6 separate regions of the Mus musculus genome follow, and all the other regions are linked to region 6. The links are chromatin loops, found by intact Hi-C in ENCODE. Cell type or tissue: gastrocnemius. All regions are shown on one strand.

Region 1 (5,000 bases), 68 kb after region 6:
ACAGTTTTATGGACAGTTAGGTAGGAGCTAATGAACCTTGAGGGTCCCTTGATTTCAACAGCTAAAGGGAAGGAAACAAGAACATTTATATTCCAACACAAGGCTAGGATACAACAAGCTACTTCTTATTTTGTAATTTCAAAGTCATCCATGAATTCTTCACAGAAGAGAGAGTTTAACCACTTACAGTTTATGCATGTGTGAACACAGCGTTCTCTTGTAGTAGATCAAACACTAGTTAGTTTCTAAGAACAGAGTAACTGAAATGAATAAACTCTATTGTAGGTTTAGATAACTAGTGGCTAAAATGACTAGTTACAGGAACACAAGAAATGAATTCAGTACAATGATGATTTTTAAAAAGCCATATTTACAGATACATCATCTTAAAACACATACACAAAAAAAACTTACTAAAAAGGTTAAAGAGATCATTGTAGGTAAATGTTAATCCACTTAAAAATATTAACAATGATACCACTTAAACATAATAGAAAAATGAATTTTTCAGTATTTTAACATTTAGTAACAAAACACAATATAACCACCTAGTGATTTATTATTAGGAGCTAATGACAGTGTTACAGTTTAAACTCATGCAAATAACTACTTATTATATAGTTTAGCATTTTCTTAAAACATTACTGAGAATATAATGGTGAATCCTATGCTAAAGATGCTGAAGGCCCTTTCAAAAATGTTATTTACACTGGCTGTACACATCAGGTCATACAAAACTAGACTAAGTAACCTTCTTATATATTCTCTCCTGTTATAACAAACATCTATCTACTAATGGAAAAATTATTTAATACCCCTTTTCTTAATTCCCCTGCCTTATTAGTAATAGATATACAAGTGGAACAAAAAAATTAATGTTCTATTAGGAGTGTAAAGTTAAAATTCATTGTAAATGGTGTGAAATCGGTATAGTGAAAAGGAACCAATTGCCAATTATTACTAGGCTAGAGTATAACAAAATAAATTCATTCAACTTAAAATAGTATTTACTAATATTTACTGATTTTTTGTTTTTAATTTGTAACTCTCTTGACATCTCTGGAAGTGAAGTTCTATCTTAACATTGTGTGGAATGATGTGACGGCTTCATTCAAGCTCCTCGTTCTCCTTGGTAAACAGGTCAGCCAGGCCAGCCACAGTCAACACAGAGGCTTCAGAATGCTTTCCGGATGAGCTTGTGTGGCTGCAAGAGTTTCAGAGGCACAGAGAGAAGGCATGGCCAGGAGTTAGAGACTATATGCATGACAATAAAGTGAGGCACAGATCTGCCATACGTGGTCATCACTGAGCCACAAGTAGACAGTAATTGTTACATCTTGTCAAAATCAGTGAAAATGTCTAAATAATTCTGAAGCTTTGTCAGAAAATGCTTTCTATGAACAATTAATAAGAAATCAAAACAAATAAAAAACAGAAGATAAAACATCTGACAACTGTTGTCAAGCAGGTTCTAAACTCGCCATTTACAAAGAAGTTCAGTATTATTGTAACTGAAACGAAAATCACTATGTCTGCAGCATGTGACAACAAGAACAAACATCTTTCATGTTTAGATGAAAAGCCCTTCGGATGGCGGCATCTTTCTTGTTACATCAGAGTATGGAATTTCTGGTTTGAGAAGGTTTCTGTTACAAAATACCCTGGAGATGCCCTCCCTTTGAAAGAGCTATCATATCATCTCTCTTTGGGTGACTTCCAATCCGCCCATTTCACGGGGAGGAGGAAGGTACTGGTTTATTTCAATATGACTTTGAAGGAAAATTACCGTGCAAATGTTAGAAGAGTAATGACTGCAAGACCAAGTCCTAATTCAGACTGCTCTGATCATTCTACTACTCTGATGTCTATGGATTTGACACAAATCAACAGCCAAGACTTTAAATTCAGACATGCCTATTGCGTGACTGGTAAGCATAAACTATAAAACATTAATGCATGTTTAGTTTGACACATATCAGATAAAAGTTTAGCTAAGAGAGAACAATACATTTCATTTAAAAAGTAATCAAATATATCAAAGATAAGCCAGCTAATTGTGCATATTGTAATCTATTAAATTATCTTAAGCCAAATATAGACTGTCCAAAACATTAATTGGGACATGCTTTGGATAACATGCTTTTCTTTGGTTTTTAGAAAAAGTATTTAGTGTTTACATCATTTGTTGTCATCCAGAAGATCTCAAACTCTCAAGTGATGGGAAATCCCACTTGTAAGTTGTTACCTACCTCCTCTCAGCAGTTTTTAGCATTGCCTGCATCCGTTCTTCTATTGTTGCTTTAATTAAGAATCTATGTACAATAGTAGGTCTAGAAGGCAAATAATAATTTTAAGTTTAAAGACCATCTTAAGACAAATGAGTAGAAAATGACCTTATATACACATGCTACATCCATTAGTCCACTGGTGCCCACTTGTGGCAGGTCTTTATGAGTGAGCTCAGGGACAAGTCAACAGCACATACCGCCAATGTGATCTTCATGAACTAACCCTCTCACGAGGGAGACAGTTGCATGCACAGACTACGTATGGCAAGTTCAGTTAGAGAAGGGCATTAGGCACTAAGCACAGGAGGGACAGGAATGCATGCAGACAGAAACCAATGTTCATATATATTACTGGATGAGTACATGCTTGGGAAAAGCTAAAAATACTTCCGGGGCCAACAGCAGACGAGCATGGCACAAGTGTGTTATAAACGCAACAGGTCAACATGAGGTTACGGGCGGGCAGGGTTCAGATCATAAACGGTAGTCCTGCAGGATCTAACCAGGAACTGGATTTTGTAGTTATAAAGAAATGTGCTCTAGTAGTTATACATATTTTGATTTACACTAGACTGTACTTTGGAAATGCTTTGGCTGCTATGGAGGAAGAGAAGAGATATAATTTGAGGTCATCCTGGCAAGAGGAGATGGATTGTGCTTTTGTGTCAGCGGGATAAGAATTAGTCAAAAAATGAGGAATATCTTTGAAATACAAGAATCAAGACTAAAATAATTTGAATATAAGATACAGAAAAGTCCTAGATTCCTGTCTGAGCAAGTATAGATGACAAAAGACACATTAAAATATGAGGAAAGCTTGGGCTGGCTTAGAGTAGCACAGATGTAGTTTTGCTCTACCTGTGTCAAACTTAAGCTATCTAGTCGATATCCTAGGGGAAATAGGGGAAATATAAAGTTCCTAGATACATGTACAGATAATAGCTAGATATATAAAGCTGGTATTATCGAGGCGCAAGGATACTCCCATGAAGGTCGTCCACCCACTCATACTACTTAATGTCATGGCACTGGGTAAACTAGCAACTAGGGAGAGTAGATAAAAGGAACCACTAGACCACAGCAAGAAGTAGGCACCAGTTAAACTCTAAGCCTCATTTCAGTGGTACACTCAGGGGCAGCCACCAAAATAGAAAGGCTGACAGAAGAGGACATCAAGCGGGTGGAGGTAGACTATAAAGGAGTGTCACTTTAAAAATGATTAACACTCAGACATATTTATGTGATATTTTTCAAGATGAAGCCTCTTGAGAATATGAAAAGAGGTGGGATTTAGGACAAGTGGGATTAAAAAAAGACACTCTTCCACTGTAATAAAGGGACAAACACTATGCTATGCTCTCTTTTTTTTTTTAAAGATTTATTTATTTATTATATGTAAGTACACTGTAGCTGTCTTCAGACACTCCAGAAGAGAGAATCAGATCTCGTTACGGATGGTTGTGAGCCACCATGTGGTTGCTGGGATTTGAACTCCTGACCTTCGGAAGAGCAGTCGGGTGCTCTTACCCACTGAGCCATCTCACCAGCCCCTATGCTATGCTCTCTTAACCATTACCAGAGCCACACTCTTCTCGCTTGAAAACAATCAGTGTTAGGTCCCGTATCCTCTTGCCCAGGCATGGAAAATGTTCAGCACACTTCTTCCATATTTTCCTAGTTTTTCTATTTCTAAAAGAATCATTCTCTAATTAATATTTTAATTTAAAAAAGAAAATAATTCTTAAATTTATTCTCTTCTTCTTTTACTCTGCAATAAAAATCTCTCAAAATCCTATTCCTATGGGCTGCACAGTAAGAGTAGGGAGCCATGGTTAAAGCAGGGACAGGCAGGTAGCAGGGGTGCACCTGCCACTGTTTACCTAGCCGTGTCACTACACAAGCTATGTAATCCTATTTGTGTTTGTTGAACTAGAGTTGAACAAAAAATCCTTATAAGTAGTTGCCTATACTGCTCCATTTAAACTGCTTTTGATAAAATAAAATTAATGGTCAAAACTCTAATAGGAAGATTTCTATTTTGACATTTTAACATATTTTGACATATTTAGCAGCAGGTAACAGCTAAGCATGTAGGTGTCTTTTCTTTTCCCAGGGCTTTGTAGCTTACTTGTGCCAGAATTTATTTAGTTCATGGCCCATCACTATTTTTTCTCTCCTTTATAATTCCATTCATGCTCATAACTCAAAAATACCATCACATGCTCCTGATGTCTAAGTGTGTGCCTCTAGCCCTGGCTTCTCTCCCTGTCTCTGAACATACATATCTTGGATAGCTAATAAAATCTCAAACATATCTAAAGCAGACCTTTGTTCTTGCCACTGAACCTGTTCTATCTCATAGTCTTCCTCCACTCAGCCAAAGGCTTTCTATCCTCTCAGCTGTCTAGGCCAAAGCCCACAGTGTTGCTCACCCACTAACCACTATGCCTACAAACACTGTCAGTTCTACTCCAGAATAAACCGAGAGCCTCAAAACTTCTCACTGGGTGCACTGCCATTACCATACAAGCTGCCTCCTACTGTCATCAGGACTACATGGCCTCCCTGCTCCCCTTACTCCCTAGCCTGCACACAGTACTCAGAATGATTGTTTCAAGGCTGAAGTGAGATGTGTCCTTCCTCTGCTCACAGCTTCCCAATTAAGGCCCAGTATGATTCCCAAGCCCCACTGAGTTTCTTTCCTACCGATTT
Region 2 (5,000 bases), 130 kb after region 6:
AGTCTCTGAACGCCTCTTCTTATCTCTGTGAAGTGCACTCTCAGGAGGGCCTTCATCGATGATGATGCAATCAGAAGAAGAGTCTGCATCTGAACAGGCCTGTTCCCCGACCGTCATGGTGAGCGGCTCACTCCTCAGGTCCTCATGCATGTTCCAGTGAAGCTGCTGTTGCCTTTCTTCATCGACCTTCATCGGGGGAGCACGTTTCCTTCGGCTGCTCATTTTCACGCTTCCACTTTCTTGATAAGTAAATGTGAATTCTAAATGACAAATGGAATAGTTGGTGTGAGGCAGGATAAAGACAGGAAAACTAAGAGAATAGAGTCCATACAGTCAAGTCTGGTTAAAGCCTCTGGCTAACTGCAAATCTAGACTCCAGGAAAATTAACAATGTACATCTGCTGTGAAGGTTACCAACACTGAGGTGATATATCTTTTATGAGGAAATAGTTCCAAACAAAAACATAAACATTGCAATATTCAGGCTTACAGCCCTAATGTGCACAAACCTAGGCTGGGCCTCACTCCTCTACTGGATATTTTCTAGGACTCTCACACACAAGACTCTGACTTTCATTCACAGTGAAAATATCCTCATTTCATGAAGCACATCCTAACCCAGTTCCTTATCTTAACAATAACCCTGTGATACTAGGCACATTCCTCAGTAGCCCTTACACAAAACTTAAGTCTGTTATATAATGTGAACTCTTCAAAATAGGTAAATTGATAAGAAGACTTAAGTCAAGTAATAGCTGCTGTGCTTTGGCTATAAAAGCTCCTCACAGATTACATGTCAGAACTGAGATGGGGCCTAGGAGTAGGGAGTCCGATGCTGGTTGCTGAGCCTGGGGGACCAGTCTTGTTTCCTATCCTGTCTGTTTTCTTATCTACCCAGGTGTGAGCAACAAGGTGTGACCAAGCTGCTGCAACAAGAACACCCCACTGTGTCTTCCCATCAGAAGGGATTGGTAATTGGTCACCTCAAGGACAAAACTAACAGGTAAGAAACACTTTAACCATGATCTCATGTATCAAATGCTGTGACAGTTTCACTCATGTTTGGTAGAAATTTTCAGTTAAGAAACAATCCCATTAAAGAAGACAAATTATAATACTATACTTGATGGCCAACAACTAGGAAGACAAACCTCTCACTACATCAGAAATAAATGCCTGTCTCACATGTTAGTTGTATTTAACCCCACACCACTGCTCTTTTAATTCCAATGAGCTTGACAATCCCAAAGCGTTAACAAAACTTCGATCGATCCTTATACAGAGGAGGGAAGAACACACACACACACACACACACACACACACACACACTAGTTTTATGGATTAACAGTGTGATTGGCAGGGAGTATCACTATTCAAAGGTTTGGACCAATTGGAATAGGTGTGGCCTTGTTGCAGTAAGTGTGTGACTGCAAGAGCTGCCTGGAAGCCAGTATTCTGCTAGCAGGCTTCAGATGAAGATGTGGAGTTCTAAGCATCTTCTGCACCATGCCTGCCTGGATGCTGCCATGCTCCCACCTTGATGACAATGGACTGAACCTCAGAACCTGTAAGCCAGTGCCAATTAAATGTCATCCTTTATAAGACTTGCCTTGGTCATGGTGTCTATTCACGGGAGTAAAACCCTAACTGAGACAAAGAGTAAAAGCTTAGACAAAGAATAAAGTGGTGTTAGCGATCATGGGACCTAGGCAAATACAGGAGCAAAGGCAAACACGTAGGAGAAAAACATAGACTTGCCATGATAAATTCAAGCCAAGTGGATTAAAAGGCACCACGGTGAAAAGGCAAGACTGTAAACAATACCGTTCCTCCCACAGGGTACCTTAACCAGAAACCAACATCTTCGTTCACCAACCTAGCGCTACCTGCAGCGTCAAAGTGCACACAATGCACAGGAGCCAGGGCGCTTCTGCAGGCGACTGTAATGCTTGAGAGTTTGCCAGCCTAACTTGGCGGCCTCTGCATCCCTCCCAGCTACCTGTCGTCCCACGCACCGCCAGCCTGCAAGGCAAGTTATCCTCGAAGAAGGAGCCGGAGGGACAGCTCGTGACAGGGCCTCAGCACGCAAGCGTGGGCAGCAAGCACCCGTCCCACGCGAGAAGGGCTCGGCCCACGTCCGGGCTGGGGCCGAGCCGCGGGGCCTCGCAGGGCCGATCACTCCGGATCCCGGAGCTGCGCAGGAGCCCTCGGAGTTTCCCTGACGCGCAGAGCCAGCCTCCCTCCGCCGCGACTCTAACCCCAGAGCCCGCACGCACCCTCACCTACCTCAGCCGCTCTGCAGGCACCTGTCGCCGGGCCCGGCCCTCCTCGCAGGCTGCAGATCCCGGGCCCACAGTCGCCACACTCACCTGCGGGAGTTGCGCATGCGCGCTGCACGCTGGGTGAAGCCTGGCACCCAGGCCGGAAGCCGCCAGCGCCAGCTGAGGAGGCCAGCAGGAGCGCTCGCTCCAGGCGAACGCGCAGGACCAGTCGGGACGCTCCGCCCCTCTTTCCGGTGTTGGCTTCAAAAAGCACCTCTGCGCATGTCCCGTCCCTGAGGTCCCGGTAGAAGACGGTTTAAGTCTCGCGGTGGTTGTGCCTCTCTCTTTTCCCCGCCTCCCGTGGCTTTAGCAAATGCAGGATGGGCGGGGCCCGAAAGAAGGGGCGGGACCTCTTGCCAGAGAGGGCGGGGCTCTTTGCCAGAGCGGTAGGCTTGATGTGAGTTGTGGTTTTCATAAAAAGGCAGAAAGTTACATAAAACGGAATTCACGATGCTGAGCAATTATAATACCCAAACAAATATACAATTAATCCACTAAACCAAAAGAATTCGATCTGCTAAGGAAAAAAAAAAAAAAAAAAAAAAAAGGCAGAGACGATGTCTTCAAAAGGAACTGAGAAAAATGAAGCCAGAGAGAAATTTATTCTTGCCAAGAAAATTACTAAGGCTTTAAATGTTTAAACGTTTTAAGAGAAAAAAAATTATACAGCTATGCTGAAGCAGGCCTCCCAGTATCTTTTCCAAAGGGAGAATTCTATCTTCAGTAGACATAAAAGTCTCTCCTCTGAGGATTTCAATAGTGTGTTTACCAAGTGCTTTGTATGTCCTTCGAATTTTTTTCTGTGGAGTAATTTTTTTTTTTGTTTGTTTGTTTGGTTGTTTTGTAATCACCAGAGCTAATTCCAGGGGAGGAAAAGGTTCGCTTGTTATTTGGCTTTCTGGAAATTCCCTGTTGTGAGACATCTGTTCATGAAAATACTGTGTCTTACCACCTAGTAGATGGTAAATAATCTAATGATAGTACAGACAGGAGAACCGACTTATTGGACACACTCAGATCTTACACGTGAATCCCCACTTTTCATATAACTCAGCTGCCTTGTTTGGAAACAATACAGGTGTGTTGTATCATGTCTAAGCTAGGCTTGGATCCAGTCCATAGTGATAAATATTGCAATTAAGAAAATTTTAATTTTTTTTTCTGGTTTCTGTGTTGTGGTCCAGTAAGTATACATCATGTCTAAACAGAGTATAAATATCAAAATGTTTAAATATTTTGACTGAATTCTCAGCACAGTACCTTTCTCTTGATAGAGGATTTGCTTTGAAGCTGATGGCTGCTCAGTCAAGCTCCTGGCTGGCAGAAGAGGAGGCACCTATAGAAACGTGTTAAAAATAAACACAAGTTCTGGTTTGCAAAGAAAGAGATCACTACTCTATCCGACAAGGCTGAGCCACACAATATGGGTGCTCAGAGCTGAACTCAGATCTTGTGCAAGAGAAGAGTGATCTCATAACCTCTGAGCTCACTCTCCGCTATCTCCCTAGAATGTATTTCTTAAACAAAAAGATGTAACAACCAAAGTGACTCCTTGCTCCATGGCCATGAAAAGAATATCAATCTCACTAGACACCTGCACTGAAGCTTTGGGGTAACTAGGTACATTAACCTAGAAGCAATAATTTGAAAATAATGTATATATTTTTAATTTTCTGAGCAGTGTATCTCAACAATGAGCTCAAAATATTCGGTGAAAACACTTATTAAGCAGATAATCTGCCATCAAGGGGGACGTGCAATACACTTTTTAAGAGCCACAGAACCTTTACAGCTTTAGTATTTACCTCCAACCTAAAGTCAACAGTTGAATTATTTCCCCAGAAGAAAGTCATCCTGTAATTAAAGTTTAAAGCCACTCACCGATTTCTCCTTAGCTGTGGAAGTCCTATAGGCCATGTTCTTCCATAAGAGGTTTGCTTACTCTGTACTGCTCTGCCTTCCCACCCCATAACCAATCTTAGCTCTCTTTCTCCTGATAAAGCTTTACAGTTTCTTCTCCATCATTTACTGTTTCAGTTTATACTTTTAGGTTACAAGGATGCTTTTCCCCCCATAAGCCACATGAGCAAACCATCTGCTAGCGCTCAAGCTCTGCCTCCTGCAAGACACAGTCTCTGGTGGCTGCCTTCTAATTAAGATGTAGAGCTCTCAGCTCCTTCTCCAGCACCATGCCTGTCTGAACACTATCAGGCTTCCTACTATGATGATAATGTACTGAACCGCTGAACCTGTAAGCCAGCCCCAATTAAATGTTTACCTTGTAAATGTTGTCTTGGTCATAGTATCTCTTCACAGGAACGGAAACCCTAAGCCGCCTCCTAAGGCATGTTTTCCCAACTACCTCAGAACTTTAAGCAATGGGAGTATTGCAGATGAATTTTTGATACCTGTGAAAGAATATTTGTGATGCTAATTTGATAGCTACAAGTAAAATATTCTTAATCTTTTCTAAAGGCCTCAAGCATGACATTTATAATTACAAAAATAATGGCATAACACTTTGAGAGTGAATATGATACCCCAAAGGCTTTGAAACAGTATGTTGGTGGAAACTGCTGCTTGGCAGGGAATGGAAGAGCCTTTACAAAGCCACCATCCTGCAGAATAACAGTGCATGCTGACTCTACCACCAGTGTGTTAAGTCAGTTCCCGGGAGAC
Region 3 (5,000 bases), 83 kb after region 6:
GAAATAAGTTATTATCTGTAAAAAATCTAAAAATCATATTTGGATCAAACATATTTCATAACCTTTTTTACTAAGTGCCCATCGCACGCCAGGTGCTTAGGCTCCAGAAGAGAATCTCAAGAACAATGTCTCTTTACAGTCTACTAGTGTTAGTGGTCCAGAAAGGACTGTCGTACTTGAATATGCTTGGCCTATGAAAAGTGGTGCTATTAGGAGGTGCGGCCTTGCTGGGAGAAGTGTGTCACTGTGGAGGTGGGCTTCGAGGGATCCTAGTGCTAAATCTTGGCCCAGTAAGGAAGAGTAAGTCTCCTGCTGGCTGCCTTCCTATCAAGATGCAGAACTCTCAGCTCCTTCTCCAGCACCACTTCTGCCTGCATGCTGCCATGCTTTCTGCCATGAAGATAACAGACTGAACCTCTGAAAATGCACGCCAGCTCCAATTAAATGTTGTCCTTTATAAGAGTAGCTTTGGTCATGGTGTCTCTTCACAGCAATAAAACCCTAACTAAGACAGAAGTAGGACTATGTTTTTCAAAAAGATAATTAAATAAAAGTAATTTACACTTTACATCTTCAGTCTCAACTGTGTGTTCAATTTGTTGTATAGCATGGCCAACTTTCAGCATGACTAAGAGAACTACACACTCATCATTCAGAACTATAATTGTTAACTGTGTCGATGAATAGAAACTTTCTTTTCTGACAATCAGAATTGTATCTACATAAACTCATTTAAACAACAAAATCAGTACTATTTTCAATTTATCAGTTAACACTGATATATAACATATATGGTAGCTCATATAGGGATATTTAGATGTACACATTTAAATACAATTAAGTATAGATTTGATTTCTGAAGTTATTGTACAATTACTTTAAGCAAACTCACAATTTTATAATTAGTTTTTTTCTACCCAGATATTTAATGACATGTTAGAAAGTACGAACACGCCAACTTTTGATAACTTGAGGAGAGGGGGAAGGAAAGAAAATGCACTGTGATGCTATCCCCAGAATTCTACACGTCTTATTGCTGCACTGATTGTCTTGGAATTAGAATAGAAATACAATGCTTTCTCTATAAGTTGCATAAGACTTCTCTAAAATTAGTAGATATGCTTTGTGAAAACCAAAGACACTGAACCATATCCTATCTGCGATGAGCCCAATCTCATTGAGACAGAGTCTGAAAAGCCTATTTCTCAAAGCACACTGGCTGATTATGAGGTACTCACTGTAAGATGAGAAAGTAAGAGTGCATATGTGCTGGGTGGCTGGCGAGGGAGCGGTTTTGCTATGTCTATCTATGCATAAAATTTTGTATTGAATAGAAACTTATGAACTAAGAATCCTGTTCAGTATTGGGGCTGGGTTTATACCAGCAAAAGTGCTTTGTCTGAAACCTTGCCAAACACAGGACACATGGAACAAGCCACATGGCACTATTTTCTGCCAGGAGGTCTGATTCACCACATCCAAATGCCTTGCAGTTGTTGGAACTTGCAAGGGGAATTTTGTTTACTTTGTAACATGCCCAGTAGGTTCCAAGGTCACTTAGGAATACTGTCACTGTTGCTGTGGATGATACAACTTTTATTTAAGTGCATACACCAAAGGGATACTAGTGATATCAGTATCTTATTTCTATGTTTAATCCACAGGATGCCTTAATCTGTGAAATCTCAAGTTCCAAAAATATCTTTAGAAACAAAATACCAAAGACTATTTATTACTATTTTTGCATTCTCTGAATACCTTTTATATGATCTCAAGTTATATGATTAAGCACTATGTATGCCAGCATACTGTCTGCTATGTACAGAAGTCTTGTCATGAATACTTAAGAGTGAAATTAAAAACCCCTTAAGGTTATAGAAACTTACATATTCATATTTTTACTAAGTAGCAAAATTTGACAATAAAAAAACTTCAGGTTTAGGAGCTGTAGGGACCAAGTCAGAAGAGTAGAGTAGCCTCTGAACACATATTAAGCAGATGTTTGAAAGAGCGAGTGACAGACAGTAGAGTATAAATGTGACAGTGTCAAAGAGGTGACAGGTAACAACAGGTAGAAGTGGCAGACAGGAATGGTGACAAAAAACGTAGACAGAAACAAACACAAATGTGGTGGGAATTACAGTGAGGAAGTGGAAGAGGATGAGATTGGCTTATATAATATGTAAAATATTTAATCATGTTTGCTAAAGAAGAAATGTAAACATGTCTGAGTCAATGGTAGGAAAAGCTATCTTTACTAAAGTCTCTAATCTTTTAGTTTTCTGAATAAGACAGTATAATACATGTGTTCAGACATCTGTGAAAGATACATAACAGCAAGAGTATTTAGTAATATTTCAATACTGACATCTCCTTCCCAGCAGGGCTGCAAACCTAACTGTACTGGGTATAGGAAAGCTGCCATACAGGAACAGGTGTGTGGGTCTGATGGCTCAGTGACTCAGAGCCACAGCCGCACAGTTTACTGGCAACTAGACCAGCCTCCTTCTAACCCTCCAGCACAGGGCATGGAGGCAGCTCTGCCTCATCCTGGCTCCTGGTGTTTCCACTGTGTAAGGCTGAGCTGCCCCATCTTATTCATCAATACCACTTGTGGCTGTTGGCATACCTGCAACTCCAGCAGAAAGAAGAGAAAAGAAGAGTAAACAGACAGCGTCTTAACAAGAGGGAGAGAAACATGAAAGTGTGGAGAACGTGGGAGAGACTGCGAAGGACAATTCTAGGAACAGAACACTGACCACAAAGTCTCAAGGCTGGCCGGCCTCTGGGCTGCTCCAATCACACACTTTACTTTGCAACTTCTTAACACATGTTTTTACAACACATTCACCCAAGGAATTCAGAGACAGACTGCATTATCCTCAGATCATGATCCTCTCCTCGCTTCTTCCCAACTGTCCTATAGTTCACACTGTGTATTCATCTCCCATGTACCTCCTTACAGTCTTGAATGTTTTATGGCAGAGTAAGTGCTGTAAGATCATCATCACTGGGGGCTGCAGCAGTTAAGAGCACTGGCTGCTCTTCCAGAGGTCCTGAGTTCAATTCCCAGCAACCGTATGGTGGCTCACAACCATCTGTAATAGTATCTAATGCCATCTTTGGTGTGTGTGTGAAGATAGCAACAATGTTCTCGTCGACATAACTAAATATTTGTTTTTTGAAAAAAATCATCATCATCATCATCATCAATCATTTTCCTTTGGGCTCTGCATTAGAGTATCAACATTACTTTCTTTGGTCTCGAACACAAATAAATTTGCATTCTCTCCTCACGAGACTCAATTCCCCTTTAACTCTTTTCTTGGTATCATATAGTAACACTATTTTTCATTTGTTCAGCACGTGGGTACCTAATTTAAAATCATTATATACCTCAAATTGAGACATTCATCATCTGCTACATATGCATTCCAGTCTCATCTAGCATTATTTTCTTTTACCTCACTTAAACTATCCCATTCCAGATAAAGATACACACACACTTACAGTTTGTTTGCTCAACAGCTCAACCTATAACTATTTGAATTCAATGAGATCTCTACTTTTTATAAGCTAATACTCTATTTTTTTCCAAGGGTCTAATACTACAGTTTAGTTTTCTTTCCTGTATCTTCAGGTTACCCTTTTATTTTTGTGTGTGCATGTGTGCACACACACACACACCACAGTGTGCATATGGTCAGAGGACAACTTTGGGTGTCCTCTCCTTCCACCATATAGGTCTCAGAAAAGAACTCAGGTTGTTGGGCTAGGCAGCACGTTCCTCTGCCTGCTGAGTCCTCTCACTGACTCCTGTCTAGTCTTTTATTGGAGCTTAAGCATGCTTTAGAATCTTTTATCTTGAATACAATGAAACAACAGAGAACTTACTTTCTACACTTGCCTCTAGTTACAAGTCTTGGTTTATCTGATTTTTCACATCAGAATTCAGGGTATTTCCCTGCTATACCTGCTAATGCTCAGTTACATTAGTGGCCCTTGAACATACCTACCTCTTTCCAACTCCACTGTCTCCACCCTAAATACATCTTAGCCAACTGTGTGGCCCCCTAAACACACCTACATTTTTTCCACTTTTGTTCTTGTTTCTTTTTCTTTTGCTAACTGATTTTCTTCATTGTAGCAAGGAAGATCTTGGCAAGGTTTAGAGCCTGAGTGCCTGCCTTGCCTGCCTTTCCATTTTATTTTCAGTTTTGCTACTGCTCTGCAGCCACTCACTTCTGTGTTAGGCTTGTCTGTCTTGGTCTGATCACATATTGTGAGTTCTTTTTCAGTCTGGGAACATCCTCTTGGCAAGATCAGTTCTACCTTCTTTCCATGTTGGACAATCCACTCATTTTTTACATTGTGTTTCTTAACAATCATTTCCTCAGAAAAGCTCAGATTGGCTTTAATTTTATAATATTTATAATTTAAAAAAATCATTGTTTAATGTCTTTACTTTTTGCTGTAACTCAAACTCCTCTCCATTCCTACCACCAAACTGTAACCTCAGAGAGATCAGCAGCCACATCTTGACTGTGTATTACATCTGCAAGGCCGCTCACTGCCTGGGCATAGGAAGCATCTAATAAGTATGCATGGAAGGAATGAATGGAAATTCATTCCAACTCTGGGGACAGCAATGTGACTGACACTTTAAATTTACTCAAAAAGCAGCTACCAATCTTCTAACTTACCTGTTGGTTTCTTAGGAGGGAGAACACTCTAACAAATACCTACCTCTGTCAGTAATTTCAACTTGTTCTCAAATCTACTCAGAAAACACATTCTTAAAATATAAGAATGTCAAGGAATCTGAGGATGAGTCCTCTTCCTGCTTAAGCATTAGTACCACCGCTGCCTACTCTATACAGCTAGCCCCTAGTGCCTATTAAATGACATATTAATTTACCTTTTGACCAAGTCTGATTAGAAAAGAAATTTAAAAGCACATGTAAGAAAAATAAAAAATAAAAACACCTAGTGTTTTTTTT
Region 4 (5,000 bases), 51 kb after region 6:
GGGAGGAGGCCTCCTGTGGAACAGAAAGGCTAAAAGAGACTCCAGAAGTTGCCTCTTTCTTTCTAGGCCCCGTGCCACCAGGGATTTAGAGGTCAAAAGTGCTTTCTTCACACAAACATTAGCTTGTCTAAAACACAATCAACTTGCTTCTTGTCCTGGCCTTTGTGCTGTCTAAGGTAAGACGCACAGAGGCAGGGAGAGAATAGCATTTCTAGGATATAAAATCTTACAGAGAATATAAAGGTTTGTTAAAACACTTCGATTCCCAACTCTGATTGGCTAAATATGTACTCTACTTTTTATGGTCAAAACACTCCAGTTCCCAAATACAAAACCCAACTTTAAAAACAGGAAGCTAAAATTTCCAATTGAGGTCACTGTTCATCTTTCCCTGCTGCTAAAATAAGCTATAATGAAACATTACTAATAAGGTATATCAGCAGCCAAATCCGAATTCTTTCACCTCTCTTAATGTGGTGGTCATAACCCCAAAGACATCAGTTCAGTGTTATAACTTGCATATGAAATGTATTCCCTCAGGCTCAAATATTTGAATGCTTGGTCTCCAGGTTGGTGGTGGGAGCACAGGTTTGGGTGATCAGAGAACCTTTGAAATTAAAGGTATTGCTTGCCTTGAGGTATGTCCCTGAGAACGAGCATTAGAGGGTTTTAATCTGACTCTACTTTGGGACAGATCTTGTTTGTCTTGTTTATACCAAAGATGATGCTATGAGCTCTTGCTGTCCTGGGCCCACCCATTCCAGTAGCTATGCCTTCTCTGCCATGGTGGAATGCTGACTCTGAACGGATAGCCTCATTATACTTGCCTTCTCTAGAATTGTTTCTTTCAGTTTTCTTTTTTTCAGTGATAAAAAAGAATACAAACACATTTCCATGATTATAACAAATGTTAGAGATATAACCTATAAAAGGGGGAAAGGTTTATTTCCATTCACAACTTTGGAGCCTTCGGCCCATGGTTGGCCTGTTACTTGTGGCTATGGTAAAGAATCGTATGGTGGGATCATGGTACAGCAAAATGCTCTCAGGAAATTACAGAAAGAGGAGGAAATATATTCTACTCGCACCTTCACATGCAAGATCCTACTGACCCATGACCCCCAACTAGATCAAAGGTTCTTCTACTGTCCAGTAGAACCAAGCTCAAAATTTAGTCTTTAGTTATGGAACCTCTAATTGTTATATATAGAAAGGGTCATATAAAAGAGATTAAGGGAAAGATTTGAGATGAGAGTGTATCTTTGATGAATTTGACAGGCCCTGACCTGAATATACTCACAAATGCCATTATATAGGGCAACAGAGAGAGAGAGAGAGAGAGAGAGAGAGAGAGAGAGAGAGAGAGAGAGAGAGGAGGGGAGAGGGAGAGGGAGAAGGAGGGGGGAGGGGGAGGGGAAGGGGGAAAAAGAGGGGGAGGGGGGAGGGAGAGGGAGATCTGATACAAAAAGAAAAAAGATACCGTGAAAACAGACACTGGTTGGTATGATATGGCCCAAAACTAAGTGTTTCAGTAATATCTGAAGATGGGGGAGACAGAGGAAGCCACTTTCCCACAGAGCATACTGGAGAATTAGAGATGTGCTAGAACCTTGATCTGACCCAAGTGAAACATTCCATAATTCTAGCTTTGAAAACATGATACAGTTCTTGAGGCCAACTCCTTTCATGGCTGTTACAGCAGACAACAATCAAATATAGGTCCTTCCATAGAAATCTGCATCTGTTTTCTAAAAACAAGAGGATAAGTTTGCTAACTGCATATGATCACTTGTCATTATGGGGTGTTGTAAACTGCATGGGTAAACTACAGAACTGACTTACATACTGGAGGCTGGTAGCTGCACATCAAGGCCAGCCACATTGGTTATTTTAGTTTGTCGATGGCCATCCTTTCCCCGAGCCTTCCCTGCACCTGTCTGTGTCCTGACTTCTTTCCCTAAGCACAGCCATGCTGTTGGTTCAGGTCCATGTGAGGTTATACCTAAATTGCTTCTTTTAACTATCTTTAAAACACTGGGTGGTGAGACAATTTGAATTAAGCTCTGCACATAGACTAACCCATACTTCTCAGGGAACCTTTTCCTTGACTTCCAAGTGTATTTGCCTGTGTCACTGATCTCCTTTACCCTGCCCTGTTAGAAACTGAGTTCCTGGACACTTTGAAGTTACATTTATTTTGATCGCAATGAAAGATGAATGTATTAATCCTTTAAAGTGGTTGGCAAACAAATGGAACTTTTGTGTTTATCCACCATCATATTAACTGAGTACTAGAACGTGGGCATATCACATTTCTGGCCTACCTCAGGCATTTACAACTAAGAGTAAACAAACCATTATAGAACGTTTTATTTTTAGAACAGGAATTCAGTTTGTCCCTCTGGGGGCTGGAATGTTTCAGTTAGTAAAAATGCTTCTCGCCACACATACATGAAGAGCTAAGGTCAGGTCTTCAGCACTCAAGAAAAAAAAAAAGCTACACATCAGAGATCCAGTTCTGGGGAGACAGAGATAGGAGGATGAGTCAGCTAGACATCGAACTCTTGGAAGTCTGATGCAAATGAGATCTCAAGAAAAAGGCAGCGGTACAGACATTTACATTTTCTTTCATCTTGGTTAACTTCTGGCCTTTTCAGAGTCAGAATCTGACTGATGAGTTCTTTCAGAGGAAAAGTGGTTTAAATAGACAGGGGGAAATGAGACTATCTTTGTAGGAGCAGCAGTTTTAGAAAAAGTTCCTGGAGTCAGGAAATAATGTACCAATGGGAAAGGTTAAGTGAGACCATATACCTGCTTTTCAGAGAAGTGTTAGTTTAATCAGATGTGGAGGGTCCCTTCAGGTTTTACAGCAGGGAGAGAAATGATCCACAAAAAGACAAGAATAAAACTCAGTTACATTTTTAGGTACAGGTGTTAGGCCAGGACTTTTAAAGTCTGACATCAGCTCATATTATATTTTTGCCATATTTAAGTATTTCACAATTTTAGAAAAACGTTTTTTGGTAACAACTCAGCCTCATTAAAGCTCAAGACATGTTTCCACTAAAGCTGTTTATAAAGTAAATATGGTGTCTGTATTTTTGTTGTTGACTTACAGACAATACTTGAGATAAGGGTCTAGGGAAAATGACTGAGGTAAATACAATCCCTGTGGGAGTGAGGATTTGTCCTGGTCCTAAGATAACCTAACACTGACTGTTGCAAAGTACAAATGACATCTCTCACAAGGATTAGTTTAGTGGCAACAAGTAATGTTCAATAAAAGTTTTAGAATTAAAGGGTATGGACAAGCAAAGCATAAACTCTGGAAGACAAGGGCAGAGTCTGGCTCATCAGAGCAAAGGATCACTAGCAAAGCTAAACTCTATCTGTTCCCAGCATTCCAGGAGAGCAGGCTAAACATCTCTCTCCTTTGATGGTATCTGTGAGTTTAACTTTCTTGGCTTCTCCAGTGCTTATCTGTGTGTACAAACATCTTTTACCTTCTATATAATGACATGCTATTAGTTACATAATCAGATGCCCAAGACTTAAACAAGCCACAATTAGTAAATATTTAAGACCTATAATAAATATTTGTTGAACTGTACGGAATTATTTGCTATGCCAAAACTTACTGCTTCCTCTTGGGATAGTAAAAATAATGGTTGTGGAAAAGCTGTATATGCAGTTTTAATTAATATACAGTTCCATAAAATGTCAAAAGTAAGAAACAAATCCCCCAATACATGGAAAAGCAAATGGAATAGTTACCAATTATACCCACGGTTCAGGGAGGAAGGACTTAGAATGCTCTTCTCACCTCCCTTTTATTCAAGATTCTGGCTTTTTATAAATCTCATTACTTCTCATTCCTTAAATTCTATTAATTGCATGTATATCTCTTGAAAAATTATTTAAATTCAAATCTTCCTTCTTTCTTATTTTAGCTTCCTCAATTATTCTGAAGGTCTGCTCTGAGTATGGAAAAGGCTTTAGTTAAGCACAGTTCTTGTCTAATTTGAACTCTTTTCCACAAATGATGAAGTATGCTAATAGTTTTTGGAGTTGCTCATATAGCCCAATGTTTATTTTACATGAGGAGGTCCAGAGACAAACTGACCTATTCAACAAGACCCAGATTGTTAATAAAGTCAGAACTCAGGTGCTCTTCCTTCCTTCCTTCCTTCCTTCCTTCCTTCCTTCCTTCCTTCCTTAGTTGTGCTAGATATATTCAAAAGAGTAAAAAATTAAGGCCTAAGTTTGGGACAGGAGAGAAGAGGCATAGAGATGACAATGAGATGTATTATAGATCAAGCAGAAGCTGAAGTCTTGCTTACATAAAGTCTTAATTAGAAACAACTTGCATAAATAATTGGGCTTAACAGGTACATAAAATGTATCTCCTACCCTGGTTTATAGAAAAATGAGATATATCACATTGTAACATGAAGGATATTTGAGTAGTCTATTAAAAGTCTTTGGAACACTAGCAATCCTCCCTCCAAGTATAACAGTGCCCAACATTACCTCTTGAGCCTCTACTGTGCGCTATTTAATACATTACAGCTGAGAACAAAATTCTAGCTTTCAGTGGTTAATTTCTGCAGGAAGCTGGGAAAGATTTATAAAGTGAATATATCCGACCTCAGTAGAATAAAACCAAACCACAAAGAGGCTTAAGGGTGACAGGCAGGTAGAGGATGAAAGGTTCAGTTTTGTGCAATGACTGAAATGGCCTCACTTATAAGCTGTTGTGGGGCAGAGACTAGAAAGAAAGTGGGCAGAAGGCACAGCATGTCTGGGGAGAGTGACAGGCAAAAGGGACAATTAAAAGACCTTGTGGAAGTGTGCTTGGTCGTGTCTGAGGCACAGTAACATACATTCTGAGGATGGAGCAGACGAGTGGATATGTGGAAGAAGACGAGTAGAATTGCACAATGGAAGGCTGCATCATGTAGGGCCTTCTAGCCCTTATAAGGATTTAGGGTTCTCTTTAG
Region 5 (5,000 bases), 75 kb after region 6:
CCCAAAGAACAAAAAGCAAAACCAAAAAACCCTAAACAATTTCTGGTTCCAAACATTTTAGGTGAGGGAGACAGAATGTGTACTTAAAAATCAGACAGGGTATGGTAAACATAAATAAAGAATTTAAATGTTGAATTAGTTTCTCATAACCTGAAGGAAGGTGACAAATGCCAATTTCCATCCTTACTTGGTCTGTCCAATTCGGTGCACTCTCCCAATGGCCTGCAGCTCATGGGCAGGGTTCAGTATGGGCTCCACCAGGAGGACATGGGTGGCTTCAATGATAGTTAATCCATTAGAGCCTGTGTGCAGGGGCAGCAGCAGAATATTGATGTGGGGATCGTATTTAAACGCTGAGAGGTTCTCCTGAAAGAAGAAAGGTACATTTGAACTTTAGCTGGATGGATTAGAATCAGAGCACTTACGTTACAGCTCAAGATGAACATGGTAGTGAAGATTAAATGCTAATCCACCAATTTTAGGAACTGGAATGTTGTTGTTTTTCCTGATTTTGAAGAGAATCATACGAACACTTTTGCTTTTATAGCATGTAGTGGAAACTACATCATAGATATATGTGATACATGACAACTGAACTGTATGAGAGTAGAGAAAGATGAGGGAAAGGAAAACTATGCAAAGCTCATGTGAGGTAAGATAGTAAGCTACTGCATTTTCACTTATTCTTGCAGGCAGTGCATCTCAGATTATAGGTCAGACTGTACTGAATTTGATATAAGCAAAATTTTAACCACATATACTTTTTTTATGAGTGTGTGTGGGGGTGTACACAGAAAACAATTCCAGGGTACAAGGACCCCTTCAAAAGAAATACTACAAGGCCATTTCTTCCTACATTAAAGAAAAAGATCTAAAGACAAAAATGTTTTATAAAAGACTGTCTTTTAGACAATCTTTAGTTTGTCTATATCAAAAATATCTACAGTTTTTTTTTTTATTTTGTTTTAAGATGTTAATTTCCTAGATAATCAAGAACTTAAAACCTTCTTATAGGGTTCAGGACAGAAGATAAACAAAGTCAGCCAGAAAACAGCAGTTTCAGTTTGCAACTGATCTGTTAAAAACATGAGCAAAATTTTGACACACCTGGAATGTCTTAATGCGACTGATTTGTGTAAATTCCATGTTGTTGTCCGTGAGAGCTTTTGAAATAATATCTAATACATCTTGCCACTAGAATATAAAAGTGAGAAAAAAGTGTTTACACACAGCATTTAGCCAAAGAGATTTGAGAAGAGAATAAATCATAACTAAACCACAGTAACTTTTGTACTTCAGTTAAATGAGCAAAACCAAACAAAACCCTCAGATGGAGAATCAACAACACTAGCTCTGTTGGTGTGATGGTTTGTTTATTCTTGGACCAGGGAGTGGCACCATGTGGAGGTGTGGCCTTGTTGGAATAGGTGTGACCTGGTTGGAGTAGGCGTGTCACTGTGGGTGTGGGCATAAGATCCTCACCCTAGTTGCCTGGAAGTCAGTCTTCCACTAGCAGCCTTTGGATGAAGATGTAGAACTCTCACCTCTGCCTGCGCCATTCCTGAATGGATACTGCCATGCTCCCACCTTGATGATAATGGACTTAACCTCTGAACCTGTAAGCCAGCCCCAATTAAATGTTGTTTTTATAAGACTTGCCTTGGCCATGGTGTCTGTTTACAGCAGTAAAACCCTAACTAAGACAGTTGGGAAACGACATTTTCTTTTCTCATCAAATACTAGTTGAATGATAATATAAAAAACCACAAGCATCACTGAAAATAATTAAAATATAAATAAAAAACAATGGTGTATTTAATAGTTATAGTTCAACTTTCTAAATGTAAAACTAGTATTTTACTATATTTATAAATAATACTTTTTATAGTACATTAACTACTTTTTCTTAAATAGGCCATTTCATTTATGAACGAATCTTTGAAGGTTATAGATTCTATTTGTTCAAATCTCAAAAATATCTCTAAATGATATTAACATAAAGTATAATACATGATAGGAACTGCCTTTATAAAGTATTATCACATTTCTCTCTATATAAACATAAGGACACAGAAAAACTATGACAGTAATTCCGAGTCTTAGCTCTACTTCAGTATTTCTAAGTAGTTCTTAGACACTAAGTAGAGGTGGAAAACCAGCTAGACTGAAGCAGAAAGTCTTGATTATACCGTTGAGAAAACGAGCGCTTTGGCCCCTGGATCTCTAAGTTGTATTTTCATCAGAGTTCTGACCACAGCTTCCACTTTTGTAGAATGGCTACCCTTTGAACACAAAGAGGAAAATACATTAGAACCAAACAAAACCTAGTTAAGGAAGGAAAGAAATTTGGTATAAAACACTTCATTCAAGCTATATATGTCAGAGCATACAAACATACAAACATACATACATACATATATACATAACTAAGCAAATATACATGTGCTTAATTAGTCTTTTTATTTTGTGTTTACTGGGAATTTTCTTTAGTGTCTAATTGCAGAAATGAATGAGTTTATCACCAAGGTATTTAATAGACAGCTCAATGGGTAAGCAGCATCCTTGGATGAGTCTGATGACCCTGAATTTCATTTCCAAGCCTACAGCATGGAGGCTGTCATTATCTACATGGTGTCCCCTGACTCTGCACACGTGCCATGTCACGCACTTTCTCCCCTGTCCCCCAAATCTAAGAATAAGGATTTCCTAAAAGAATTTACATCCAGTTAATTGGACATAAATGCACTCTAGAAAGTCACACAGTATTGATACCAAACACTTTGTTTTATATCTACTAAATTCTATTATAATAAGGAAGCAGAATGTATATTTAAAAACATTCCTCACTACTCCATTCATTTAAGATATTTTAATATTAGAAGTGTAAGGATACAAAGAATAAAAGCTCAAGGCACCTTGAAAACTGAAGGATTTAACAATAAATAAAATTTCTTTTGCGGTGGCATGATCATGGACAACGACAGATATACAAGATGTGGACTAACACACAGGCATAGAGTCACTTTACAAGAATTCTTTTCTTTTTTTTTTTTTTTTTTCATCTTTCAAAACGGTTCCATCACAGGAAACAGAAAATGTGAGGAATAAACAAATGATGAACCAACCATCAGTGTGTTTGACCCAACCTGTAGTAAATAATCAAGTAACAGCTTTCAGACCTTAAACATGAACACTGCCATGACCTAAATGGAGGTGTGGGGAGGATACCAACCAAATGTAAATGGGTTCCCACAGCAGCACTTGCCCTTTCCTCAAAGCTTTCAATACACTTATTACAGGAAAAAATACAAGACAGCCAGGGCTATACAGAGAAACCCTGTCTCAAAAAACCAAAACAAAGTGAAACAAAAATAAAAACAAAAAACAAAAACAAACGAAAACCACCAAAACATCTAAACAAGGAAGAAAATTATTCTAATTTAATGGGAGGACAAGATTTAAAAAAAAGGCTAAAAATCTGCATGCTAAAATAAGGATCTTACATTTATTTCTTTAGACATACAGCCTCTCAATTATATATACAAGGTTTAAAAAAATGTAAAGGGGACCATACTATCTCATACTACTGATTTAAAATAATAATAAAGAGAAAACAGGAAGAATACAAGTGATAATTCAGACCTTCAGATAGAACCACTCATATACCCTGTAACAGTACACCTTTTGTTTTTCCACTCAAAAGATGATATCAGCAGGCAAAATAGTAAAATAGTTAATAATAAAGAAATGACCTCAAACCTTTCTATTAAGTATAATAGAGAATAAGCTAGAGTTTTGGATAGAAAGTAAACATATAAAAAAATTAACAAAAATATATCAGCACTAAAGTCCAAGTCTGTTACCTGCTGGGGCTGGAACATGGCCTCCATTATTCTATTACTAGCTTTCTGTTTCCCAGCTCCTCACTGCCAAAGCTTGGCTATCCTGGAACTTGCTCTGTAGATTGACCTTGAACTCAGAGATCTGCAAGGCTCTGTCTCCTGGGATTAAAGGTGTATAGCACCAGGCCTTGACTTAAACTTAGGTAGGTGAGATCTTGCCCCAGGGTCACCACTTTCTTAATTCAATTTAATATCCTTGAACACAGGATTCAGCTATGTTCACTTCCTGGTGTCCTTTTAATACTCAAACAATACATTTTATATTTTTCCTTCCCACGTTTGCTATGCTTATGCAAAATGCTCTTCATGAGATTTAAGCAGAGAATACAGTCTATGATGGTGTTTCTGAGACTTCCTTTGTCAATGCAATTAATCTGAGTTTCTTCACCTTAGCCTCAAGCAGACTCTTCAGACAAGGGCAAAAGGCAGCCACATTCTTCATCCACAAAAACAGCTTCTAGGTCACATAAATTCTTCTCCACTGAAACTTCTCAGGCCAGGTCTGCACAGTCAAATCACTCACAGCAACAAAGTCTTCCATATTCCTACTAGGATGGCTCATTAAGTCTCTCCTAAAACATTCCATGGCTTTCCAAATCAAAAAGTCCCCAAATCCACATTCTTTCAAACAAAAGCATGGTCAGGCCTATCACAGCAATAATCCAGTCTCTGATACCAACTTCTGTCTTAGGGCTTTTCTTAGGGCTGTCTTTACTGCTGTGAACAGATACCATGACCAAGGCAACTCTTATAAAAACAACATTTAATTGGGGCTGGCTTATATGTTCAGAGGTTCAGTCCAGTTTCATCAAGGTGGGAACATGGCAGCATCCAGGGAGGCATGTTGCAGCAGGAGCTGGGAGTTCTACATCTTCATCCAAAGGCAAACAGGGACAGGCAGCTAGGAAGAGGGTCTTAAAGACCACACCCACAGTGACACACCTACTCCAACAGGGCTACACCTCCAAATAGTGCCACTCCCTGGACCAAACATATTTAAACACTACATGCATGAAATGGAAAGACACATCATAGTTGACTTAACTCTGGTCCCTTTATATCTGCTCCTGGCTGCTAAAGTCCCTTATTAAAAGAGAG
Region 6 (5,000 bases):
GATTATCCAAGCGTTAGATTTTAGAAACATGCTATATCAAACAGTAAACACATTAACTAAAGCCTGTTTGTCTGCCCTTAAAGCACCTCTCAAGCCATATGGGAAGTGTTAGCAATTATTTTATGCAATATTACTTTTAAAAGAATATTTTATTTAAGTATTTTATATTTTAAGACAAAAAATAAACAAAAAACCCTTTAAACCTAAATCTAAACATTCAGAAATATTAGAGTTCCAGTTTTCTTATATCATTCATAAAACACCTACTATTTCTAGAATCACACACACACACACACAAAAGCTTATGTCCCTATGTTAAGTATCGGGTATAAACTGGTGATCTAAGAAGTTAGCAAAACATGTTGTCCTCAACTAAACTACTACAGCAAGAAACAGTGACTAAGCATAAAGAAGAGTGATTCAACGAAACTGTATGCTTTAGAAAAATCAAACAGGGATACTTCATGGTATCCTTTGTCTCTTTGTCAGTCAACACAGGATTGTTTGGGAAAACTAACATAAAAGCGTGCAGAGCGTGTTAATGTAACTTACTTTGCCTGAAATTTAGCAGGGAACAAATAAAAAAAAGAACCTCAGAAACTTTTTGAGACTTCGTTTTAAAAACGTTAACCCTCTTTGATACCAGAATGCCCGTAAATAACTTCATCTTGGATCACAGTCAACAAAGCAATCATGGAAGAAAAGGTCAATTCCTTCCCAAGCATCTATTTTATCCGGGATTTACCACGGGACTCAAAGAAGGGAGAGGGGAGCAGGAGAAACGCGGCAAACACAGGCCTCCGTCGAGGTTAAAATGTAATCCCCGAGTGACTTTGAATCCGCCGTGCGTTCCCTGTCCTGCTTCCAATCTGGGACTCCACGAGCTGGAACCCAGGAACTTGGGGGGGGGGGGGGTGATCCCTAAGTCTCGCTTTAACCAGGGCCACAGCTAAGCCTCCGCGCCTCTCACTTCCATGAATGGAAAAGTTACCAACTTCGCTTATCCCGCGGAGACACTTGGAGATGCCTCGCCGTCCTTTAACCCGTTTGCGCCCAAACTCCTCAAGTCCCTACGAGGCAGAGGGTGCGAGCCACGCATTCCGGGGTCCCCCGGGGCTCCTCTGCGCTCAGTGGGGGTGGGGGCGGAGGTGGGGGTCTCACCCGGTTCCGCGTCCCCGGGGGTCGGGGCGCCATTTGCCGGGAGCCTCAAGGGCAGGCCACACGGGCGGCCGGGCGCGACCCGGACGGGGCCAGCCGGACGGAAGCCTCTGAACTGCGCCGACTCCACCGGCCCCGCCGCCCCCGGGGCCCGCGCCGTCCGGGCCGCTGCCCGCCCGCCCGCCCGCGTCCCCGCGCCAGCCTCCCGCGGCCTCGCCACACTCACCAGCCCGCGCGGGCCGAAGCGCCGCTCAAACCCTGGCTTCTCTGGCCTTAGCGCCCGGCGGCTCCGCAGCGTCCCCGCACCGGACCGGACCACGCACGGGGCCCGTCCCGTCCCAATCCTCTGCGCCTCCGCCCTGCCCGGACCGCCGCCTTTTCTCCTCGGCCTCCAACCGCCACCGCCCTCCTCGCGCGCCCCGCCCCGCCCCGCTGCGCCCCGCCCCCCGGCCCGGCAGCGGGTGAGCGGGCACGCGCACGCACAGCGGGCGAGGATGCGCACGCTGTCCTGTGCCGGTCAGGCCGAGCGCAGAGAACCCACGGGGCAGCCTCTCCCTTGGTGCTCCCTGCCGGGTCCGCCTTTCGCGCCTTTGCTTTTTGTTTGTTTTTGGAAGGACTCTCCGAGCCCCTGTGGCACTGTGGAGGACGCAGGCCCAGGAGCGCGACCCGTCCTCCTAGCGCGCACTCGCAGGAAATAGGTCAGCCCCCGTTGTCGGTGGTAACTGCCACCACCTCACGTGCCCGAGCCCTGTGACTCGGTGACCGCTCTGCTCTGTGACCCGTTTCCCCTTGTAAGGGCTCTGCTGCTCGTCAGCCCGCGGCGGGCGGCTTCGGTGGGGCGAGCCACGCGGCCTCCAGAGGGCGCGGCGCGGCTTCTGGGAAACGTCTTAGGGCCGGAGCTTTCCCGTGGCCATCCAGGGCTACACACCCCGCGTGTAGGCGTCCCCGTTACTACCGCCAGGCCCGGGCGTGAGGCTGAGGGACGGTGATGTCACCGACGCCCACCCCGTCTGGAGGCCTCCTGCCAACTCCCACCTCAAAGCCACCGTGAAGGAGCCTTGGCCCTGGCTGGCGGAGGGGCGGAGGTGAGAAAACCCCCTTGGGTGGCCGTTCTGGTGACTGCAGTTTTACTCCCCAGCTGTTGGAAACGGTGGCTCACGAGAGTCACCGTCCTTCACCTTAAAAACCAGCACTTTCATACAACTACACAAAACCCTGGGGAGCTTAAGACTGAGCACACTGTAAAGGTCAGGGGTTTGGTTTGGTTTAATGAAGACATTCAGATTTTTGAAATATTTAGTGCTTATATGTGGGGTGCTTAGGACGCTGTATTTTTTTTTTTTTTTTTTTTTTTTTTTTTTTTTGCCTGCTTTGGCTGTAGGAGGTAGGCGCTTTTCGGTCAGCCCAGAGCGTGAGACCCAAAGGGGCCAGGTAAGAAAAGTGAAGCAGACAGATGAAATGGTGGGAGAGTTGCTTGTGCATGACAGGTGGTCGCGATTGAGTCACACATCCTTCCATTACATCCCCTTCCGCAAAATAAGGGGACTGCGGCAGGGAATCCCAAAGGCTCTCTACAGCTTCAACATTCCCATACTGATTGATTGTACTTTGGGGCTTTCTGCCTCTCTAAATCACCTAGTTGACACTAGGTCATCTCCCACCTCAAGCTGAGTAGGAGTCAGGGCAAACAGAAGCCTCTGCTCTTCCATAAGTGGCAACCAGAGACTACCAGGAATCAAAGGTCTTCAAAGATGTCCTCGGAAGTATATGTGGACTTTGGGCTAGACTTGTGGAACAAAACTACCATTTATGTGGCTTAGCCACCCAGAAAGCAACAGGTACTTTGGCAATTTAAAATAAACAAATAAGCAGTAGCAGGTTTGACCTGTCTGCTCTCTTTAAAGAGAGGAGCACAACCCCCCTACCACGTTCTTAAATTAGTCTTGCATCGGCTTAGGAAGAATACGTACCCTATTTTTTTTCTAGAGGTCAATTTCATGGTGGGATGCTATAAAAACTATGGGACGGGAAGGTTGGTAAAGTTTTTGCTGAGCAAGCAAGAGAACCTGAGTTCCATCCCCAGCAGCTATGTAAAAAGCCAGGTGGAGTGGTGGTTATGAGTGCTTCCCAGGGCCCTTTCTCAAAAAGTAGGTTAGATGGTTCCTGAGGAATGGACCTAGGGTTGGTCCTTGGCTTCACATACATACACAAAACTAGCTAAAATAAGACCACAGTCATAAAGCCTGCAGGCAAGACTGAACTATAAGAGATAGGAGTTTTCAGAGAAAATTGAATTGGCTAAACAAATCCTGACAAATTGTTTTTCCATTTATTCAGTGTCAAGGCTAATAGCACCTTTAATTTGAAAAGGTTTTCTTGCCCAGTTAGACCACCAGCCTGTATTTGGAAAGCCTGAGGCTAAAGCAATGGAAAAGTCAAGAGTAAAATTTAAGTCATGTGCTAATTAAGGAAAGCACCTTTGGCTAGAGACAAGTGTGAGTGGGTAAAGGCAGATTTGCGGCTGTGAAGCCATGAGAGAATAGGCATTACTAACCGGGATAGTAATACTAACTGGGATTAGTATTAGATATTAATACCCAGCATCTAATATTCACCAGGTATAATTATGTTTCTAATACACATTCATTTGAAGTACAAAAAATATAATTGCAATTTACAAGAAGCCTCCCAAGGACAAACTTTATAGCCTCAAGTCAACCTTCGTAGTTTTAAATAAGTAATCAAAGCAATTTGAATCCTGTGGAAAATAGAAGATCCAGGTTTTGTCTATATGAACCACAGACCTCTTAAACCATATTCTAAAGAAGAATATGTATATATCAGTGATCCATGTTTTTAGTTAATAAGATTAAACTTATCTGTACAGTATCTAGCATACAGAATATGTATGCACTCAATAAATGAATGATTTTACCCTGCCCCACTCCCAAGCTCAGCCTGCAAAGTGTTGCATTTCAGGTGACTAGCGTTTGGTGGTACTCAAGTCTGGGGGTGAGGAAATAAACAGGTAGACTCAGGTGGAGTTGATAGTTATTCTTTCATCTGTCTAAAACTGTGTAACTGTATAGTAACTGTGCTTGGTAAGGAGGTCGAAAATTTTTCATGCAGAAACAAATTAATATACATTAAACAGGAGAAACCAAATTTAACAGCCCATAAATGAACTCGATTCCATTTTTATCCTTTCTGTACTCTGCTGGAGTGGTAGCAAAGAAAATGCCATAGTGTAACAAGTAGACTCGGAGGAAACTGTTGGCATCAGAAGAGCATACTATGTTGTTCTAGTTGTTCTATGTTGTTCTGTTGCACATGGCAGTAGAGGAAATAGTAGCTCCATATCTTCTGTTTTGTTGTGGTGGTTTTTTTTTTTTCTTATTAAAGCTTCTGAAATTCAGCTAGTTACATGAACACCATCTGATGTTTTTGAATTTTCAGAAACCCCATGTGTGCATGGCTGGGGCTGAGAGGGAATCAAGCACCACAACAAAGCTACATCTTTTTAGTGAGTCATGCAAAAGATGATAAAATAGAAGTTGGTACTTAATTCTAGGAATAGCATGGTTCTTAAACTGTTAGAGTATTGCTTTCCTCTAAAATGGATTTCTGTGCTGAACGGCTAACTTGTTAATTAGCCCTCAGTCCCTTGGGATATTCCCTTCAGTATGACAGACTCTAAGCCTGCTGTGACCCATGACTCCTAGTAGCCACATTAAGGATGAAACATGTAGCCTTGCCTTCCCATTCATACAGAGAAATACTATAAACAACACATGGTTCCATTTCTTCTCTCCCTTGATGAAGTCATACATCTTTTTTTCTTT

What was found. Hi-C counts contacts between places; a loop is a spot of excess contacts. Peaks named below come from ENCODE experiments on the same cell type or tissue, not always from the same donor. Only the 100,000 strongest peaks of a DNase experiment are listed, where the experiment ranks them.
Region 1: it touches region 6 in a loop (3.0-fold over the local background); 11 of 42 quality-filtered maps call a loop at or near these places.
Region 2: it touches region 6 in a loop (4-fold over the local background); 12 of 42 quality-filtered maps call a loop at or near these places.
Region 3: it touches region 6 in a loop (3-fold over the local background); 6 of 42 quality-filtered maps call a loop at or near these places.
Region 4: it touches region 6 in a loop (2.1-fold over the local background); 4 of 42 quality-filtered maps call a loop at or near these places.
Region 5: a loop joins it to region 6, with 2.2 times the contacts of the local background. A loop is called at or near these places in 14 of 42 quality-filtered maps.

Annotation. Positions count from the first base shown.
Region 1 is chr10:11,209,652-11,214,651 of GRCm38, reverse strand. It overlaps Shprh (SNF2 histone linker PHD RING helicase), which reads right to left. Exons shown (of 30, transcript NM_001077707.1): 29 at 2,250-2,330; 30 at 1-1,204. The coding sequence ends at 1,108. Among named protein-coding and RNA genes, the nearest start is that of Shprh, 63 kb to the right of the region's middle. In gastrocnemius, a CTCF peak has its summit at 2,448 (motif pointing left); no DNase peak of the experiment used is centred here.
Region 2 is chr10:11,146,873-11,151,872 of GRCm38, reverse strand. Shprh (SNF2 histone linker PHD RING helicase) reads right to left here and starts at 2,443. Exons shown (of 30, transcript NM_001077707.1): 1 at 2,287-2,443; 2 at 1-260. The coding sequence starts at 222. In gastrocnemius, a CTCF peak has its summit at 2,456; a DNase peak (open chromatin) is centred at 2,536; H3K4me3 peaks cover 1,788 bases; H3K27ac peaks cover 1,497 bases.
Region 3 is chr10:11,194,994-11,199,993 of GRCm38, reverse strand. All of the region lies in intron 25 of Shprh (SNF2 histone linker PHD RING helicase), which reads right to left. Among named protein-coding and RNA genes, the nearest start is that of Shprh, 48 kb to the right of the region's middle. In gastrocnemius, no CTCF peak of the experiment used is centred here; no DNase peak of the experiment used is centred here; H3K27ac peaks cover 2,119 bases.
Region 4 is chr10:11,227,325-11,232,324 of GRCm38, reverse strand. No RefSeq gene overlaps it. Among named protein-coding and RNA genes, the nearest start is that of Fbxo30, 52 kb to the left of the region's middle. In gastrocnemius, a CTCF peak has its summit at 2,411; no DNase peak of the experiment used is centred here; H3K27ac peaks cover 1,162 bases.
Region 5 is chr10:11,202,463-11,207,462 of GRCm38, reverse strand. It overlaps Shprh (SNF2 histone linker PHD RING helicase), which reads right to left. Exons shown (of 30, transcript NM_001077707.1): 26 at 2,190-2,282; 27 at 1,108-1,194; 28 at 188-366. Among named protein-coding and RNA genes, the nearest start is that of Shprh, 56 kb to the right of the region's middle. In gastrocnemius, no CTCF peak of the experiment used is centred here; no DNase peak of the experiment used is centred here.
Region 6 is chr10:11,277,885-11,282,884 of GRCm38, reverse strand. It overlaps Fbxo30 (F-box protein 30), which reads right to left and starts at 1,555. Exons shown (of 3, transcript NM_027968.3): 1 at 1,385-1,555. In gastrocnemius, a CTCF peak has its summit at 2,005 (motif pointing right); DNase peaks (open chromatin) are centred at 1,183, 1,645, 1,977 and 2,096; H3K4me3 peaks cover 3,135 bases; H3K27ac peaks cover 3,618 bases.